Linked DNA regions of Mus musculus: region 2 is linked to region 1. A link is a loop called in an ENCODE intact Hi-C map of the cell type or tissue named here. Cell type or tissue: left cerebral cortex. All regions are shown on one strand. Each heading gives the region's core, and the rest is flanking DNA. Links, peaks and the distances in the headings are about the cores only. Region 1 holds the start of Rps18 (ribosomal protein S18). Region 2 overlaps H2-Q2 (histocompatibility 2, Q region locus 2).

Region 1 (2,913 bases), core at 152-2,651:
GCCACCCAGTTCCATCTATACCCTAGCATCCCACAAGGTCCCACCACTGACAGGTCTCATGGCTGAACACACCTGACCAGCAACTCCTCAAATCACCAACTTCAAGTCCTGTCCCTGTCTACAAGACTTTTAGCTCTGCAGAGAAACATCCCAGCTTCCTCCTACGACCTCCCTTTTTGCCATAATGGGGAAAACTGCCAGCTTCTGTGTCACCTTCCACTGTGGCATCTGCCAATAGCTTCTGCAGACCACCCCCAACCATCACCGCTAAGCCTGGACACCTCTTAGGATGTTAGTTTACAGGAATTCTACTCAAGGTTTGCTGACAGCAGAGACTGCTCTCGGAAGCTGAAGATCTCGGGAAACCTCTGCAAGGTGGGACATGACTACACTCACACCCCACTACCCCTGGAGCAATGTTTTGGTTTAACCCTGGGTCATCATCAGGCTTTTATTGAAACGGGTTGGGTGAGTTTAGCTGCTTCTCTTTTGCCCCTAACACTTTTACCTTAATGGCAGTGATGGCGAAGGCTATTTTCCGCCGCCCATCGATGTTGGTGTTGAGTACTCGCAAAATGTGCTGGAACTTCTCAGGGATCACTAGAGACTGAAAGAACACGGGCAGTTATCAAGACAGGTTACCCCCAAACCGGGAAGGTGGCCGAGGCAGGGTTGGATTGTCTGCTAAGTTCTTACACAACTCCTCAGTCACCGGGGCTCACCCCTAACGCGCTCAGGCGCGGGAAATCGCAACCTCTGACAAGAGGGTGGACGTCGGCCGCGGCCCCCAATTCCCTGGACAGGGGAAGCGGGAGGAGCCCACACACAGCCAAGCTCCTGGCAGCTTTGCTGTGTAAGAGGAGCGAGCATTCCTCGGGGCCCCGATCCCCGGGATTTCACGTCTTAGGTCGTCCCCTCTCGGGTCACACTCCATCGCTCCACAGAGGGCTGTGGGCCCGCAGCATGGGGCACTCTCTGAGTCCTGACGGAAATCTCTCCCTGCCCCGGCTCCGATGTCGCAGGATCCCGGCGCGGATTCCGCTCTTACCATGGCGGCGGCACAGACGGCGGCGTGTAGGCCTCCTGTGGAAGAGAGAGCGGAAGTGACGTATAAGTCTTATATAGATTCCTGGCGGAAGAGGCGGGGCTATCCCCGGAGGTCCACTTCCGGAAATTGCTTCTCTCCCCGTCTCCCCCTAAGGGAGGAGTTGTATTGAGACAGTTTTGGAAGGGACCGGAGCTATAACTTCCGGTTCGGCCTTCTCTGTCGTCGTACCGTTCTTGTGTGGGCGCGGAGCGAAGGTTCCGGAACAGAGTTGTGTTCGAGACGTTCACCTTCCTGTTTGCACTTGACCGAAATGATCAAAGCCTAACCGGAGAGGCTGGAGCCGATCGCCTTAGCTCAAATATCTGGGACCCTTTTTTGCTCCATAGAAGACATTCCAGGACTTGTAGCTTTGCTTCGGGAAACGGACTTTCTGAGACTGACAGCTGCCGGAAGTCGGAAGTGAAGCTGCGGGGGAATGGCAGCCGCAGCGACCATGGCGGCCGCTGCCCGGGAGCTGGTGTTGCGGGCTGGGGCCTCAGATGTAGAGGAGGAGGAGGGCCCGCTGGTGAGAGCACGGGGCTGTAGGTCCTCCGGAGTATCGTCAGGTTGTCCCTCTCCTCAGGCGTAGGCTCCATTTAGACAAGAGGTTCGGAGCCGTCTTGCCACGGGTGATGGTGACCTAGCCTTCGTAGGGACCAAAGTGGCTGAAACCCAAGCCCCAGGGACAGTGTCAGCTTCCTGTTCACGATTTTTAGTAGAAAAAAATTTTAGTGTTTAGCGTAAAAGGTTAAGAACGTGGCCTCTGGAACCAATTTGCCCGGGGTCCCACCTCCAGCCCCACCGCTTGAAAGCTATGCTGTGTTTTCGGTGCCAAAACTTCCCACACCTTTACAGTGCAAACGCTGTTAGGACATACCTTATAGGTGGTCGTTAGGATTAGCCGAATGAGCATGTTAAATGGTGTACCAGACACAGGGGTAAACACTATGTAAGCTGGCGATTTTAGCCTCTGGAATTCCCTCAGGGATCACCTGGAATAGCTGGAAACTGAGGTCCTAAATTCAAAGGCAAGTTTGACTAGTCCTAGTTTTTTCTCATTTGAACAACTCCAGCAACTCCATGAATTGCCTGATATTCTCAGTAGCCCAAGATTGTAGATTTGAACGCATCAGAATCTTTGACCCACTTACTCCGGCACCCCCCACCCCCCAAAGCACCCCCCACCTCACTTGGAGGATTAAGGATACCCGATTATGTTTTGTTTCCAACATCTCTTTCTGTATCCCACATTCATTAACCTGTCCCTCTTCAGGGGGGGGGTTCTGGACTCCAAGAACCCCTACAACTTGGAGAGTTGGACATCACCTCTGATGAATTCATCTTGGATGAAGTGGATGGTAAGTGCTGACATGGGGTGGGAGCAAAGTAGACCCCTTTATTCTTTAGAAATATATTACATGACCCCAGTAGATTACCCTCTATGGTTTCTTTCTTTTGTATGTGTGTGTGTTTTTATTTTTAATTTATTTTTATTTTTTTGGTTTTTTTTCGAGACAGGGTTTCTCTGTAGCTTTGGCTGTCCTGGAACTCACTCTGTAGACCAGGCTGGCCTCGGACTCAGAAATCCGCCTGCCTCTGCCTCCCAAGTGCTGGGATTAAAGGCGTGCACCACCACCCCCCGGCTGGCTTTTTTCTTAATGTACAGATAAAGTTTAATCCATGAGTTGAGAAGGCTTAACTTCTAATTTAGGAATAGTAAGAAATGAACAGTACGAGTCGAATAGTCACAGCAATACACTATAATAAAATCGCAGCATCACTTTTTCCCCTTTGGGACTATTGTTGAGTAAGAATACAGCCTGGTT
Region 2 (2,913 bases), core at 202-2,701, 1.4 Mb after region 1:
TCATGTTCTCTGCCACACCAACCCCAGTAGCAGCCATGTGACAAGTTGCACAGACTGAGGTATACTTCAAAAGAAGGAGGCCTCCTGGAACCAGTTGTGGAACTCTTGGCCAGAGTATTATATTGAGTCATAGTTCTCATGGCAATTGATTTATTTTGTTTTCGCTTATTCCTTTTCTTATTTACATGTTCCTGGTAGCCTAGGCTAAGATTTTAAGTGAAAGTAATGGGTTAGAAACCATCCCTAGAGATGGGGTCACTAACATGACCTTATCTGGGGAAACCAACTCTTTACTTTTGAAATTATTTACAAAATTATATAATAGTATTATGACAGATAAAAACTTTTCCAACAATAAAATTTCATGTGGCTACATGTGTGTTATTGGAGGTGGGCTTTGGCATATGGTAAAGAAAATCTTAAATAAAAAGAATTAACCTAGTTTAAATTTAAGCACTGAAAAAAATCAGGCATTAGATGTTAAATAATAATTGACCATAAAGATTTATTAACATATCTTGAACATATGCCAGTTGCCTTGGATGACTGCCGCACTGCTTAGATTCTTTTAGAGTTGTTATACTTCAATCATTTCTACTCCTCATGATGTCACCTGTTCTGTTTGTGATTCACTGAACCCATCTTTACAGAGTTGTAATGTTTTCTTGGTTTTTGTGCTTTACTGTGCATAATGGTAATGATGGTATTTGTGATTGCTTCACTGGACACATCTTCAAAGTGTTGTAATATTTGCTCTTTTAATGTTTAAAAACCCCTGCTTGAGAGCTGCAAAATACAATCAGATTCATACTGCCTCTGTGTTTGTTTCTGTTTGCAACTGCCGGATCCTTACCCACCTAGCTTTGAGGACCCTCATTCTAGGAACCTCCATACACAACTCAGGAGGTCTGTGGCAGTTCCCTGTGATCCTATGGTCTCAGTGTGAAGAATTGTGGAGCCCAGTCTGTCCCTGCACACCAGGACCCTGTCCCTGCCCTTCCCTGTCTTCCCTTCCACAGCCAACCTTGCTGGTCCAGCCAAACACTGGGGACATCTGCATCCTGTCAGCTCCAAGCTACCCTGAGCTGCAGCTCCTCACTTCCACACTGAGAATAAGAATCTGAATGGGACCTTGATTCTTAACATCCTGACCTGAGGGTTTATTGCTTGTTACGTTGATGGATTGAGAATACTTGGAGTTTTTTTGTTTGTTTGTTTGTCTTTTGAAGAACTAAATGGCAGATGGAGAACCTTCCAGAATCTGTGTCACTATGCTGTGTGTATCTGTTGGGACAGGATGAGGCTGTAGGAGTATATGATATTTTGTGGGGTGACTCGTTGATTGTGTCACCTTTGGCTTCTGCTCTCTCCCTCACTATGAGGCACATGCTGAGAGTCTGTGGTCACAAGGACACAGGGAAGACCTGAGCCTTGACCTGTCCCCAGGATTATGAGCCCTCAGGGCTGGAGACTCAGCTGGGGAAACTTTAACATGCCCAGTGCACAAGCAAGTCACAATACATTTCTTCCCACCCATTTGGTTTAGCTTCTAATGATGCAGCCATGAAGGTGAGGTGGCACTCCCTGTAGCCATGCTCCTGTTGTGATTTCTGCTTCTTTCTTTCCAGTGTCTGTTCCTGGGTTCTCAGGTGTCTGGTGTGGTCTGACTGTTCATCTTTCAGGAGCACATCCACAGCTGAGATAAGAACATAGCAATGTTGCTTCTCTCTCCTGTCAATGGGTACAGATTCCTGAACCTGGACTATCTTATCTAAGTACCTAAGTGTTCTAGAGTTAACTCCCTGAAGTCTCTTAATCTCACCCCCAGCTTGGTGGACCTGGGACTTTCATCCCTGACTTGGGCATGCAGGGTGCAGTATTCAGCATAGTCTATCTTAAAGTCTGCTCATAGGCCTGTTGTTGCTCTGCATTGTGCATAGCTCTGTATTGCAGGAGGGGAAAGTCCTGTTCATAGGCCTGTAACCATTTAAATCCTCTAATATTTATAGTACTAAAGACACAGGAGGCAAGGGCTGGAGAGATGGCTGAGCCCTTAAGAGCATGGACTGCTCTTCTAGAGGTCCTGAGTTCAATTCCCAGCAACCACAGGGTGGCTCACAACCATCTGTAATGGTTTTCTACCCTCTACTGGTGTGCCTAAAGGCAGCTACAGTGTACTTATATACATAAATAAACAATTTTTACAAAAAAAATGACAAGGTAGGTATTTGCTTAGGTAAAACTTGCCAGCTCAGAAAGGAGAGTTTATTTTCTAACTATTTATGATACACATATTTATAAGCCTAAATCTACAACTAAAATGTCAGCTCTTTAGAAATCTCTTTTTATCTGTGTCATTCTGAGCTAGTCTACCTTTCTCTTGAGCTCCTCCAATACCAAGAGGGCTACTTAGCTCTGACTCCTAGATTTCTGTTTTTCCTGTGTCCTGCCAGATGCTTCTCTGTTGTTCCTACAAGCCAAGGGGGTGGAGCTCTATCAAAGGTCCAATTACTTATTAAAGAAGTCTAGCTCCTCTCATCCACCCTTGGCAGGCTGAGCCATGTCACTGTCATGGGATTTCTCTGATTAGGGATTGCTAGCTTTTTTTTTTCACCCCCTTTTCCTTGATATCACGCCCATGGGTTAGAGTGGGAAGTCCTTCTCAGATGCAGCTGGCTTTGGGAAGCTGCTGACCCCACATGTTGGGGGGTGGACAAGGGGTAGCCCCCGGTACCAGGTTCTTAGTCTCTGGCATCCCAAGCTGCATTATGGCGGAGGAGCTGAGAACAGAATAGGGGCCCCGGGGTGGCACCAGGCCCCAGAGATAAGGGAAGAGAGGGCAGGGGGAAATAGGGGCACTGGGTGGTTCCCTTCAGAGACAGTCTATGATTTTAGAGCTTTATTGTAGAAAGG

The links. Hi-C counts contacts between places; a loop is a spot of excess contacts. Peaks named below come from ENCODE experiments on the same cell type or tissue, not always from the same donor. Only the 100,000 strongest peaks of a DNase experiment are listed, where the experiment ranks them.
Region 2: it touches region 1 in a loop (14-fold over the local background); 4 of 42 quality-filtered maps call a loop at or near these places.

What each region holds. Positions count from the first base shown.
Region 1 is chr17:33,954,570-33,957,482 of GRCm38, forward strand. It overlaps Rps18 (ribosomal protein S18), which reads right to left and starts at 1,096. Exons shown (of 5, transcript NM_011296.3): 1 at 1,049-1,096; 2 at 509-607. The coding sequence starts at 1,051. It overlaps Vps52 (VPS52 GARP complex subunit), which reads left to right and starts at 1,231. Exons shown (of 20, transcript NM_172620.4): 1 at 1,231-1,613; 2 at 2,361-2,445. The coding sequence starts at 1,524. In left cerebral cortex, for the core only: a CTCF peak has its summit at 1,187; a DNase peak (open chromatin) is centred at 1,188; H3K4me3 peaks cover 2,141 bases; H3K27ac peaks cover 1,760 bases.
Region 2 is chr17:35,345,950-35,348,862 of GRCm38, forward strand. It overlaps H2-Q2 (histocompatibility 2, Q region locus 2), which reads left to right. Exons shown (of 8, transcript NM_010392.3): 8 at 1-815. Among named protein-coding and RNA genes, the nearest start is that of H2-Q2, 5.1 kb to the left of the region's middle. In left cerebral cortex, for the core only: no CTCF peak of the experiment used is centred there; no DNase peak of the experiment used is centred there.